Linked DNA regions of Homo sapiens: all the other regions are linked to region 1. Evidence: chromatin contacts called from ENCODE Hi-C or POLR2A ChIA-PET data. All regions are on one chromosome and are shown on one strand. The core of a region is the stretch at or near the end of the contact, and the rest is flanking DNA. Distances in the headings are between cores, read along the strand shown.

Region 1 (4,190 bases), core at 1,142-3,641:
ATTTCTCTTTTTGCTCATTTTTTTGGGGGGGGGATCGGTGGGAAAGATTGAGGTTTGGGCACTTTTGAATCTCTCTTTCTTAGGAAAGCTGGTGAGTTTGCTACAGAATTGGGGTGAGTAAAGGAATGTGGTTTGGAGGGTATATTAGTTGCCTTTTTTTTTTTTTTTGAGACGGAGTTTTGCTCTGTTGCCCAGGCTGGGGGTGCAGTGGCACGATCATGGCTCAGTGCAGCCTCCGCCTCCTGGATTCAAGCCATTCTCCTGCCTCAGCCTCCCGAGTAGCTGGGACTACAGGCATGTGCTACCATGCCCGGCTAATTTTTGTATTTTTAGTAGAGACGGGGTTTCACCATGTTGGCCAGGCTGGTCTCGAACTCCTGACCTCAAGTGATCCACCCACCTCGGCCTCCCAAAGTGCTGGGATTACAGGCCTGAGCCACTGCACCCAGCCTATATTAGTTTACTGTGGCTGTGGCAACAAATTACCACAAACTGGGTGGCTTAAAACAACAATAATTTATTTTCTCACAGTTTTGGAGGACAGAAATCCAAAATCAGGGTGTCAGCAGGGCACACCCCCTCAGAGGCTCTTGGGGAGAATAATTCCTTGAGCTTCTGGTGACTGTTGGCATTATGCTTTGGTTTCTGACTACACCACCCTAATCGCTGCTTCTGTCTTCTCATTGCCTTCACCTTCATGTGTATCTTTTCCTCTGTGTCTATTATTTTAGGGATACCTATCATGGTATTTTGGGTACACTCAACTACTCCAGGATGATCTCATCTCAATATTTTTGACTACATCTGTAAGATCCTTTTTCCAAGTAAGATAACATTCATAGCTTCTGGAGATTAGGATGTGGACATACCTTTTTTGGGGCCACCATTCAACCCACTCCAGAGGGTCTAAAGGGTGGGTCTTGAATTTCTTTTTTTTTTTTTTTTTTTGAGACAGAGTCTCGCTCTGTCGCCCAGGCTAGAGTGCAATGGCGCGATCTCAGCTCACTCCAACCTCTGCCTCCTGGGTTCAAACAATTCTCCTGCCTCAGCCTCCTGAGTAGCTGGGATTACAGGCACCCACCACCATGTCCAGTTAATTTTTGTATTTTTAGTAGAGGCGAGGTTTCACGATGCTGGCCAGGCTGGTCTCGAACTCCTGACCTCGTGATCCGCCTGCCTCGGCTTCCCAAAGTGTTGGGATTATAGGCGTGAGCCCCTGCGACTGGCTGTCTTGAATTTCTTAGGATGTGAGCAAGAAGTAGTCTACTTCAGTCACTATTTGCCTTCCCACTCACCACAGGTAACCAGTATTTTGACTTCTAACAGCATAGTTTTTCATGTCTTTGTACTTTATATAAATGTAATTATATATGGTGAACTCTTGTGTTTGGATTCTTTTGTACAATATATTTGAGAGGTTCATTCATATTGTGTATAGTTTTAGGTTGGTCGTTCTCACTGCTGTAGAGTTTGCCATTGTGTGACTTTACCACACCTTATCTGTTAATTCTGCAGTTGATAGGCTCATGGGTAGTTTGTAGTTTTTGAGTATTACAATAGTGACATGTTATGAACATTCCTGTATGTGCCTTTTCGTGAACATGGCTTTTGGTCTGTTGGGTATATGCTCAGGAGTGGAATTGCTGGGTCATAGGTATACGCATGTTCAGCTTTAGTAGGTGCTGCCAGACAGTTTTCCATAGTGATTGTACCAGTTTACATTCCCACTTGCAGTGCACGACAGTGTAGGTTACTCCCTATCCTTACCAACTCTTGGCATTTTCTTTTCATTTTAGCTATTCTGGTGGTTATATAATAGTATTGTATTATTTAAATTTGAATTTTCTGGATGACTAATGAAGTTGAGCACCTCTCAAAAGTTTATTAGGCATTTATATGTCTTTTTTGAAGTATCTATTCAGGGCTTTTGCTGTTTTTCTTTGAGTGATCTTTTTTTCTTTATTGATTTAATGCAGTTCTTTATATGTTCTAGATATGTCTTTTTTGTTCATTTCATATATATATAGTGCAAATATATTCTTGTAATCTGTGCGTTTTCATTCTTTTAATGGCGACTTTCAAGGAACAAAAGTTTTAAATTGTAATGTACAATTTATACGTTTTTCTCTCTTAATGTTTAGTGCATTTTATATCTTTGTTATTGCAGGATCATGAAGATGTTCTGTGTTTTCTTCTAAAGGCTTTATTTTTTTACCTTTCATATTTAGATCTACAGTCCTAGGGCTAATTAATTTTCTTAAACAGTCTGCTGTTAACACTACTCTGTACTGCCTGAAAAAAAGCTTCCCCATTTTTTTTTCTTGGCCGTTTTTCAGCATTCTGCAAGTGAAAGAGAAACATTACCATTGCTGTCACAGCTGGGCCTGAAGTACAAAAAGGCTTTGATATGACCAATACAGTGCTTTTAATGCAGATTTGATAAAACAAATGCTAGTCTTTGTGCTTTGATATAGTACCAGTTGGTAAAATTTTAGTGGTTAGGAAAGTCTGTTAAAAAAAAAGAGAGAGAATTTATTACTATAAAAGTTCTTAAAAGTAAAGGAAACTTTCTCTTATGTTACTGAGGGTAAACTAACAGGAAGCTCCCAGAGTCTTTTTTTTTTTTTTTTTGAGACGGAGTTTCGCTCTTGTTGCCCAGGCTGGAATGCAATGGCGCGATCTCGGCTCACTGCAACCTCTGCCTCCTGGGTTCAAGTGATTCTCTTGCCTCAGTCTCCTGAGTAGCTAGGATTACAGGCATGCGCCACCACTCCCTGCAACTTTTGTATTTTTAGTAGAGATGGAGTTTCTCTATGTTGGTCAGGCTGGTCTCCAACTCCCGACCTCAGGTGATCTGCCTGCCTCTGCCTCCCAAAGTGCTGGGATTACAGGCGTGAGCCACCGCGCCCAGCCTGGCTCCCAGAGTCTTAAATCTGCTTATGTGCTATGGGGAAGAAGAGGCTGCTGGGTGGTCCCTTATAAGTTGTGGTTTGAAATCTGAATTTGCGGACTTGTCAGTGTTCTTAGTATAGCCACGTTTGCTGCTGTGGGCTCTGCCGTGGTATACATTCTGTGAAACAGATATGTGTTGCCACTTTAGTGCAGTAGAGGTTTGCATGTTAGGAAACATTTGGTAACTTCTAGCACATTTATGTGTCCTGTTTTCATGGCTAAAGATTTTGAGATAACTCTTGCATGTATGACAGACCTTTTGGAAAGAAAGGAGCTAATATTTGTTGAGTACCTCTTATGCTCAATACAAATGTGTCCCATATGCTTTACATATGTTAACTCATTCATTCCTCTCAATAGGCTGATGAGGTAGGTAGTTTTTTGGGTTTTTTTTGTTTGTTTGTTTTGTTTTTGACAGAGGGTCTTGCTCTGTCACCCAGGCTAGAGTGCACGCTAACTGCTCACTGCAGTCTAGACCTCCAGGCTTAAGTGATCTTCCCATCTCAGCCTCCCTAGCAGCTGGGACTACAAATGTGTGCCACCATGCCTAATTTTTCTATTTCTTTGTAGAGACCGGTCTCCCTATGTTGTCTGGGCTAGTCTTGAACTCCTAGGCTCAGGTGATCTACCCGCCTTGGCCTCCCAAAATTCTGGGATTACAGATGTGAGCCACTGTGCCTGGCTTAGGTATTGTTCTCCTCATGTTATAGATGAAGAAATTGAGATTTATGGAAAAGATGCCCTTAGTGTTTCTACAGTAAGGGCAGAAAGATGTGATACCTTTCCTCACCCATCTTAAGGTTCAATGGCTGACACTTCTGCAACAAAAGACAAATTAACAAGAAGAAAGCATAAGAGGCTGGGTGTGGCTCACACTTGTAATCCCAGCTCTTTGGGAGGCTGTGCTGGGAGGATTGCTTAAGCCCAGGAGTTTGAGACCAGCCTGGGAAAAACGGTGAGAACCTGTCTGCAAAAAATTTTTAAAAATTAGCCTGGCGTGGTGGAGCATACCTATAGTCCCAGCTACTTGGGAGGCTAAGGTGGGTGGATCGCTTGAGCTCAGAAGGTTGAGATTGTAGTGAGCTCTGTTTGCACCACTGCACTTTGGCCTGGGTGAAAAAGTGAGACTTGTCTCAAAAAAAAAAAAAAAAAAAAAAAAAAAAAGCATTAGTTTTACATGAAATGGGGCCGGGCGCGGTGGCTCATGCCTGTAATCCCAGCACTTTGGGAGGCTGACA
Region 2 (4,190 bases), core at 908-3,407, 210 kb after region 1:
CTGTCATGTATGCCTTCCTTCCCCAGTCTCAAATGTGAGAGACGGACTCTGCTCCGTGGACATGAGCAGCCCCTTGAAGGGTGGTCTCATTCTCTAACAGTAACAGCACTGCCAGAAACACCCCCTGAATGCCACACGATCATCTCACTTTGGGTCAGGCCAGCAGGGCCTCACGATCATTTCTTGAACTTGAATTTTCAGTGTTATTGAATCTTTAAACATTTAAATCCCCAAGCAAAAATCTCATTACAGTGAATAAAAAGGAATCCAATCAAACAAGCCACCACTTCCCTAATGGATGGACTACCTACAACTATAGTGTTTTGTTATTTCAATAACAATTCTATGCACAGCCAATTCTCCATACCAAAGTACTAAAAAAATGTTTAACAAGCATTTTTGAAGAAAACAAAGAGAACTTCATTATGGTTAAACTTGCTTTTCATCTCAGTGTTGCTTTTTTTAACCTGTTAATAACATTGATTCTTAAAAAGTCCTAATCAAACTTCTTTATTTGGATGGGCCCTAAATATTCATTTTCAGATTTCTCTTCAAAAGTTTGAACATCATCATTAAAAAAAAAATAGCATTAAAACAAGCACTTGGACTTTGTTATACTGGAGCTTGGCCTATATTTCTGAGTCTAACCATAAGATGAAAATTCGAATGTCACATAAACCCGAGTTAGTGACCGCACTGATGTGAAGGTGAGATGAGCTGAGCTGCACCATTCTGTCCAGGCATGTTAGCAACTTTGTGCTCATGACTGTGTGATCCTGTCTTGCTGATTTCACAAGAAGGCTAGGGATGGGAATACTCTGGGGGTTGGAAGGAGGCTGCATAAACCCGGTCACTATGGAGGAGCATCCTCCACGGGGCAGCCCCATGCACCAGAGCTGTGTTGCTGGTACACGCACAAACCACTGACGCACAGGAGGTATAAAGAGGAGCTTCCTCTCTATTCCCTCAACTACCTTAAGAGATGCTGTGATCCTGTTGGGGGCTGGCTATCTGGAGATACTATTTCTACCTGCTACATCAATATTTATCAAACTTCTGCCTGGTACTCTAGGCCCTGGGGATGCGGCGATAAGACAGACAAGGTCCCTGCCCTCATGAAGCTTACATTTTAGAGGGAAGAGACAGACAAAGAACAGATAAATCAACATGAAAAGTAGCAGCTAGTGGTAAGAGCTATGTTGAAAATTAAAATAGGTTACTGTAACAGATGATTGTGTGGCTACTTTAGGATTGGGGATTATAGATGGCCTCTATGCGGAAATTACATTTCAATTGAAAACTAAATGGCAAGAAGAAACCAGTCTTGGGAAAATTAGGGGGAAGAGCTTTCCAGAGAGAGGAAAACCAAGTGCAAAGGCTGTCAGGCAGGAGCAACCATTTGTGTATATTGTAGTCTAGTGAGAAGGCAGGTCGTACAAGATGAGGCTAGAGAACCAGACACGGCCAGATCACATCGGGCTTTGGAATCTATAATGAGGGGTTTGAGTTATTTCTAAATATGTTGCAAACTTTTGAATGGATTTAAGCAGAGGAGTGAGATAATCTGATTTATGTTTTAAAAGGGTAGCTGTGGCTACTGTGTGAATAGGAAGCCAGCACGGAGGCAGAGAGAGTTATTCACAGACTACTGCAACAGAACAAGCAGCCATCCAGTTGGCAGATGAAGGTATTGTCTGGATTAGGGTGTTGTAGTGGAGATGAGAGAAGTAGAAGGATTCTGGATGTGTTTTGGGGGACAGTCAACAGAATTTGCTGATGGGGATTGTATGGAAGTGCTGAGGGAAAGAAGGAAGTCAAAGATGACTCCTAGTTGCCTAAGAAACTGGTAGATGGAGGAGACTAGGAGGAGCAGGTTCGGGATATGCAGCAGTTTTAAAACATGTTTGCAAATTCTTTGAGGTTCCTTCCATGGACAGTTGGGGTCTGTGTCACCTCCCCTTGACTCTGGGCTCTGTGACTGCTTGACCAATATTAACATGGCAGAAGTAATGCTTTACGAGGCCCAGGGCTTAAGACACTAGCAGCTTCCACTTCCTCTCCTTAGGACACTCACACTTGAAACTCAGTCACCACGTCATGAGGAAGCAAGCCATAACAGCCTGTGGAGAGGCCATGTGGAGAGGAACCACAGTCCCTCCACCCACCGGCCAGGCTGAGCTTCCAGGCGACAGCCAGCAAAACTTGCCAGCTGCGTGAGTAAGCCATCTTGGAAAGGGATTCTCCAGCTGCTCCAGCTGACACTTCATGGAGCAGTCCTCATTGAACCACAGAAAAATTAGAGATTTGTGTGCAAAATTAATGATTATTATCTTAAATGATTGATAGGTTTTGAGGTGACTTCTTATGCAGTAATATAACAGTGAAAAGGGGAGATGGTTAAGAGTTCCATTTTGGCCATTCTAGGTTCTAGGTGCCTATCATATGTCCAACTGGAGGGTTCAAATAGGCAAATGGTTATACAAAGCCCCAGGAGAGGTCAGGGCTGGAATATAAGTTTTAATGTCACAGAGTAAAGGCATGAGACTTTACCCCGGTTAAGGTCACCTGGGAAACATGTAAATAAAAGAAGACCGGGGAACTCTTAATTCTGGGATTTCCTGTGTGGGCACAGGAACCAGGACTTTGAGGAGCTGCGTATTAAGTAAACAGGAAGAGGTCAGAGCTGAGCTTCCATCTTCCCTCCAAGAGAGCTAGTTCTATGGGTGAACCCTGAATGGGCATGGATCTGTACAGTCCTTCCTTCTAGCTGTAGATATTGTTCTTTAGCCATTTACTGAAGTGCTGCATCTATGGATTTAACAACATCTCCCTTGAATTTCCAATGCTAATAAAAAAGTGTTTGCCTTTTCACACTAACAGACAATTATCTTCACTTTGGAAAATTGCTTCCTCTGAATCATGCCCTGAGCTGTTAAGTGTGTCGTCTGTAGGCACTCACTGGATTTAGGTTTGCAGGTGATATTAAAATGTCATGTGGCAACCTGGAAAAGGCAGTGGCTGCACAGCACAGTGCAAGGACTTGCTTACCCTCCGGCAGATCTTTGCAGGAAGATGCACCGGAGCTGTTGCCTGCAGCTGACCACCACAGCTGGTGGGCCTATGTGCTGGAAAACCCAGGGGTCATTCCAGGCCCAGCTGTAATCTTCTTAGCCCTGAAGAGATGCCTCTTACTGTCAGCATCTCTGCTTCTTTTCACACAGCAGGATACGTCTTGGAGCCTTACTCAAGTCTGCACTACTTCTAGCCAGCATTTGGGAGGCAAATGGACTAGCTGAGGCTGGAGTAAAGCAGTTCCTCACCAAGTTGAGGGAATCTTGTTGCATACGGCCCTCTAGCTAGGCAAGCCATCAGCTGCCTACAATTTAAGGTCCTGGGAGTGGCCAGTAGGGGCCCATCCACAGAAACTTAGAGGCCTTGGTGAGGCTTCATTTCTGTGACCATCTTCCATTCCAGGGGCTTGTGAGCCCAGCTCAGAGGTGTCCTAATATTTGTAGTGCCCTGCCTCCTTCTCCCTTCAGGCAGTCTCGATCAGCCTGCAGGAGACCACCCTTAGGGACCTGTTAACACAGCAAGGCTGCTCCTGTGATCCATGTCAGTGATATAGCCATGAAGATATCACTACTCAGCAGGGAGCACTTTCCAGAGAACACAGTGGCATCAAAATAGATTTAGAAAATGAAACCACTCTAATATAGGCAGTTTGCCTTAGTTGAATAAAAGCGATACAAATTAAACCTACCTACTGCAAGCAATGACAGTAACTCAGTAGTGCTTGGTTTTCAGAGTATCTCATAAAGGGGATGCAACTACAGACCTTAGTTACTAATAATTTCTTATTATGTTTTTGGTCATTCATTCATTTATGCAACATATATTTATGGAGAGCCTATTAAGTGCTAGACATTGTAGGAGCCAGGGATACTGCAGGGAGCAAAAGAAGCTCCCTGCTCTTGTGGAATTTAGGTTCCAGTCTGGGGAGACAGACAATAAACAAATGAACATATACTGTAAAGTCAAGTAGTGATGAGTGGTATAAATAAGGAAGGGCTAAAGGACAGAGAATGAGGAGGTGGTGGGAGGGAGCTGCTGTCTTAGGATGAGCTCATCATTAGAGTCATGAATCCAGGCCCCTCCTAGAGCACTGGCTCCTCAAACCAAGCCTGGCAGCA
Region 3 (4,190 bases), core at 576-3,075, 130 kb before region 1:
TGGAGTGTAATGGCGCGATCTCGGCTCACTGCAACCTCTGCCTCCCGAGTTCAAGCGATTCTCCTGCCTCAGCCTCCCAAGTAGCTGGGATTACAGGCGTGAGCCACTGTGTCCAGCCTAATTAAGCACTATTATACAAAAATGAGTTCTGGCTTCAGTAGTGTGGAAGTGGGAAGAAACTAGAGAAAGAGATAAACTACTGAGTCCTGGTACCACCAAGCAAGTTTCAGGGACCTTTGGAAAGTTCCCTCTGCAAAACTCCCATCCTGTTAGAACTTGTGAACCCCGAAAATCTGAGATAGGTCTCAGTTAATTTAAAAAGTTTATTTTGCCAAGGTTGAGGATACGTGCCCTGAGGACCTCCTTGAGGACATGTGCCCAAGGTGGTCAGAGCACAGTTTGGTTTTCTACATTTTAGGGAGACATGAGACATCAATCGACATATATAAGATCAACACGGGTTTGGTCTGGAAATGGGGGCTTTCCAGGTCATAGGTAGATAGGAGACAAATGGTTGCATTCTTTTGAGCTTCCCTCCCTCTCTCTCTCTCTTTCTTTCTTCATATGGAGTTTCCCTCTTTCGCCCAGGCTGGGGAGAAGTGGCCCAATTTCGGCTCACTGCAACCTCTGCTCCCGGGTTCAAGCGATTCTCCTGCCTCAGCCTCCCAAGCAGCTGGGATTACAGGCGCCCGCCACCACGCCCAGCTAATTTATATATTTTTAGTAGAGATAGGGGTTTCTCCATGTTCACCAGGCTGATCTCGAACTCCTGACTTCAGGTGATCCACCCGCCTTGGCCTCCCAAAGTGTTAGGATTACAGGCGTGAGCCACCGTGCCCAGCCTGGATTCTTTTTTTTTTTTAATCTTATTTTTTGAGAGGGAGTCTGGCTCTGTTGCTCAGGCTGGAGCGTAGTGGCTGAGCTCGGCTCACTGCAACCTCCGCCTCCCGAGTTCAAGCGATTCTCCTGCCTCAGCCTCCCGAGTAGCTGGAATTACAGGCGCCCACCAGCATGCCCGGCTAATTTTTGTATTTTTAGTAGAGACGGGATTTCGTTATGTTGGCCAGGCTGGTCTGGAACTCCTAACCTCAAGTGATCCGCCCGCCTCTCCTTCCCAAAGTGCTGGGATTACAGGTGTGAGCCACCGCACCCAGCCTCCAAAAGAGGCAATCAGATAACGCATTTATGTTAGTGAGCAGAGGGGTAACTTTGAATAGAATGGGAGACAGGTTTTCCCTACGCAGTTCCCAGCTTGACTTTTCCCTTTAGCTTAGTGATATGGGGGCCCCAAGATATTTTCCTTTGACGAATTCATCTCGGAAACCAAGATTTATTTTCTTTTGGAATTTTAAAAGTTTTGCTCTTGCATTTAAAAAAAACAGTGCGTGTGTGTTTCGCTTTAATTATTATTTGCTGCATTTTGGAACTGAGTCAGGCAAATCATTTTTGTTCCTAGGCAAGTGCCTTTGATCTTCAAAATCTACCCAGTCTTTGGGGCACTGCTGTCTCCTTTCACAAGGTCCTAATTCCCACTGAAACCAGTCTGTAGTATTTGTGGCTTGGGGCCACTTCAAGATTTCAAATTTCAGCCTCAGACTCCAATCCCCGGGCGGGATCCGGGAGACCCAGCCCCGTGCGGCCCCCGCCGAGCTGGCGGGGATTGCAACGTCGGGATCGTGGCGACGCGCGGGGCCCTGGAGCCCAGGCGCGCGGCCCCAGGCGCGTCAGCCCCTCCCCGCCGGCGTCGCTCGCCGTCGCCTGCGGTGACTCAGCTCTTCCGGTCACCGCCGTCACTGGTGGTTCCCGACTGCAGTGAAGGTGCGGACGCCAAGTCACTGCTCAGTAATGCTGGAGCCGCCGGCGTCCCGGGCCTTCTCCAAATGCGCTGCATTCCTGCCCCCACCATGACTCAGCGGCTTCCGCTCCGGCGTCAGCGGCGCTCCGGCCTCCGCCCGCGAGGCCCTGCTGCCTTCCCACTGCCCCACGGGGGCCACAACGCGCCCGCTTCCGCCCTTAGGTGTCCTTCCAAGCCCCTGAAAAGGTTTGGCAGCTTGATAAAGGATCCCTGAACTCCAGTGTTTAGGCCCTGCAAGGCTCTTCTCTGTACATTGAGGAGCTGAGGCCTCCGCACGGGAAAGTATTCCCCACCCCCCAGCGCAAGGAGGAAGTTAGCCTAAGACTAATTGAGGCAACTGAGGCCTCGGACAGCCGCGGGTCCTGAGAGCCCGATGGACCTACTTTGGAAGTTCAACGTTACCGTTTGCAGATGTGTGACACTCCCCTACTCCTACCCCCACTCCTACCCCCACCCACTTAACAGACATGAGGATTATTCCATGCCACCTTGTTGTTGGCATTGCGTAGCACATGGTAGGAACTCAGCAAATCTCAGCTTTTGTTTGTATTTTCTCTTTCTTTCCTTTTTTTTTTTTTTTTTTTTTTTGAGACGGAGTCTCCCTCTGTCACGAGGCTGGCGCGATCTCGGCTCACCGCAACCTCCCCCTCCTGGGTTCCTCCTGGGTTCAAGCGATTCTCCTGCCTCAGCCTCCTGAGTAGCTGGGACTACAGACGCACGACACCACGCCCAGCTGATTTTTGTATTTTTAGTAGAGACAGGATTTCACAATATTGGCTAGGATGGTCTCGATCTCTTGACCTCGTGATCCGCCTGCCTTGGCCTCCCAAAGTGCTGGGATTACAGGCGACAGCCACCGTGCCTGGCCTGTATTTTCTTTGAAATGCCTTTTAGATGTAGTTCTTCCTCTCCATGGACAGAGTCACCTCAGCAACTTCCTAACTGGTTTTGCCACATTCCCATCCAACTTCACACAATGACCGGGTGCATTTTTATGGCACACTGTATTCTGCAAGTCATTCCTCTGTGCAAGAAAATTTAATACTCTGTTGAATTTTGGTTTGAGTGGAAAGTCCTTTCCCTGGTATTTAAAGCGATCCATCATAGTCCGGCTCCCATCCTTCCCATAAATATTTTAGGCCTGCTCTGCATCCTGTATTGTGGTACTCGGATTCCTGCCCTCCAGAGCTCTGGTGAGGGGAGATAAATACATAATCACGTCGTCATTATACTGTGTAATAAGTGCTCTGATCGAAGTGTGAACAGGACAGAGAGCAACTCAGTGTAATAGAGGGGGAAGAAGAAAGGCTTCACAGAGGAATAAATATATGGGGGAGGGAGATGGCTTGATGGTTGTGAGGCATTTACCAGCACTCTGATAGATATTGTATATAGCAGAGTGTCCTTGTTGCTGCAGGTTTTCGAAGGCATCATTGTGCTCTGCTCTGTTGCTGTTACAGAAGGCTTGAAACATCTAGCCCCATCCTTTAATCTTGGATCCAGAAGTATTGTGGGAAATAAAATTTGATTTAAAAATGATTATCACCTGATGAAATACAGCTTGCAGAAAGAAATAATGGATTCCTTACAGGAAAAATTCTGTACCAAGGATACCCTTATAAGGAGTAGAATTGGCCACAGGGCCTAAGTGCTAGAGAAGACAGTGTTTGTGAAGATTCTATAAGGCTGTACTTGAACCTGCCCCAGCTCAACCCTCTGGGGCATGCTTATCAGTCCTGGGAAGGAGAAGGCTGTGTACTAAAATGGAAACAACCGAATCACCAGGGGCCCAGGTCCTCTTCTGTGTGGCATGCTGAAAGAATTGAATTATTGAGAACCCAGCACACACTCTGTGGGATTCTCGGTTTTTAAAGAGCTGAATGTAAGAAAGGCATTTACCTACTGGCCAGAGAGAGATGGGCAGTGGAGCTCTGCAAGTTGTCAGTGACAGATTCTAGGTGGCAGTAGCAGGGAGAGCTGAGGCTCCAAGGGGGCCTCCAGGTCAAGGACAACTCAGGGACAGAGCAGATGGCCTAAGTAGCATTGATATGGGTACTTACAGGCAGAGAGGACAGGGATCACAGAGGTGGTGAGAGCTGCAGTTCAAATAGTGTCTGCGATTACAGTAGATTTTAATTTCTTTTTATTTTTCTGAATTAAATTTGTCCATGGTGAACATGGTTTTTTTTTCTGGTGGGCGGGGGGGAGGGATGGAGTTTCACTCTTATTGCCCAGGCTGGAGTACAATGGCCCGACGTTGGCTCACTGCAACCTCCGCCTCCCGGGTTCAAGCAATTCTCCTGCCTCAGCCTCCCGAGTAGTTGGGATTACAGGT

What was found. Hi-C counts contacts between places; a loop is a spot of excess contacts on that map. ChIA-PET counts read pairs that join two places held with the same protein, here RNA polymerase II (POLR2A). Pooled maps may share reads with other maps.
Region 2: POLR2A ChIA-PET joins it to region 1 with 13 read pairs in Caco-2. The contact joins two enhancer-like sites. A Hi-C loop is called at or near these places in 1 of 50 pooled maps. POLR2A ChIA-PET finds 5 or more read pairs at or near these places in 3 of 52 experiments (Caco-2, Panc1 and endothelial cell of umbilical vein).
Region 3: a pooled map shows a loop between it and region 1 (4-fold over the local background). The contact joins two enhancer-like sites. A Hi-C loop is called at or near these places in 8 of 50 pooled maps. POLR2A ChIA-PET finds 5 or more read pairs at or near these places in 11 of 52 experiments (B cell, Caco-2, GM12878 and 7 more).

What each region holds. Positions count from the first base shown.
Region 1 is chr11:9,230,157-9,234,346 of GRCh38, reverse strand. The region is part of intron 1 of DENND5A (DENN domain containing 5A); the gene reads left to right. Among named protein-coding and RNA genes, the nearest start is that of DENND5A, 33 kb to the left of the region's middle. RefSeq lists an enhancer at 3,312-3,912. Within about 2 kb of position 2,391, at least 3 of the 41 ENCODE cell types and tissues checked have a DNase peak (open chromatin) inside an H3K27ac peak, as active enhancers do; they include B cell, where a contact is called at or near this core.
Region 2 is chr11:9,015,908-9,020,097 of GRCh38, reverse strand. The region is part of intron 1 of NRIP3-DT (NRIP3 divergent transcript); the gene reads right to left. It overlaps SCUBE2 (signal peptide, CUB domain and EGF like domain containing 2), which reads left to right. Exons shown (of 23, transcript NM_001367977.2): 23 at 1-622. Among named protein-coding and RNA genes, the nearest start is that of NRIP3-DT, 14 kb to the right of the region's middle. Within about 2 kb of position 2,157, at least 5 of the 41 ENCODE cell types and tissues checked have a DNase peak (open chromatin) inside an H3K27ac peak, as active enhancers do.
Region 3 is chr11:9,362,111-9,366,300 of GRCh38, reverse strand. No RefSeq gene overlaps it. Among named protein-coding and RNA genes, the nearest start is that of IPO7, 20 kb to the left of the region's middle. RefSeq lists enhancers at 1,054-1,755, 1,391-2,590 and a silencer at 1,581-1,760. Within about 2 kb of position 1,825, at least 41 of the 41 ENCODE cell types and tissues checked have a DNase peak (open chromatin) inside an H3K27ac peak, as active enhancers do; they include B cell, where a contact is called at or near this core.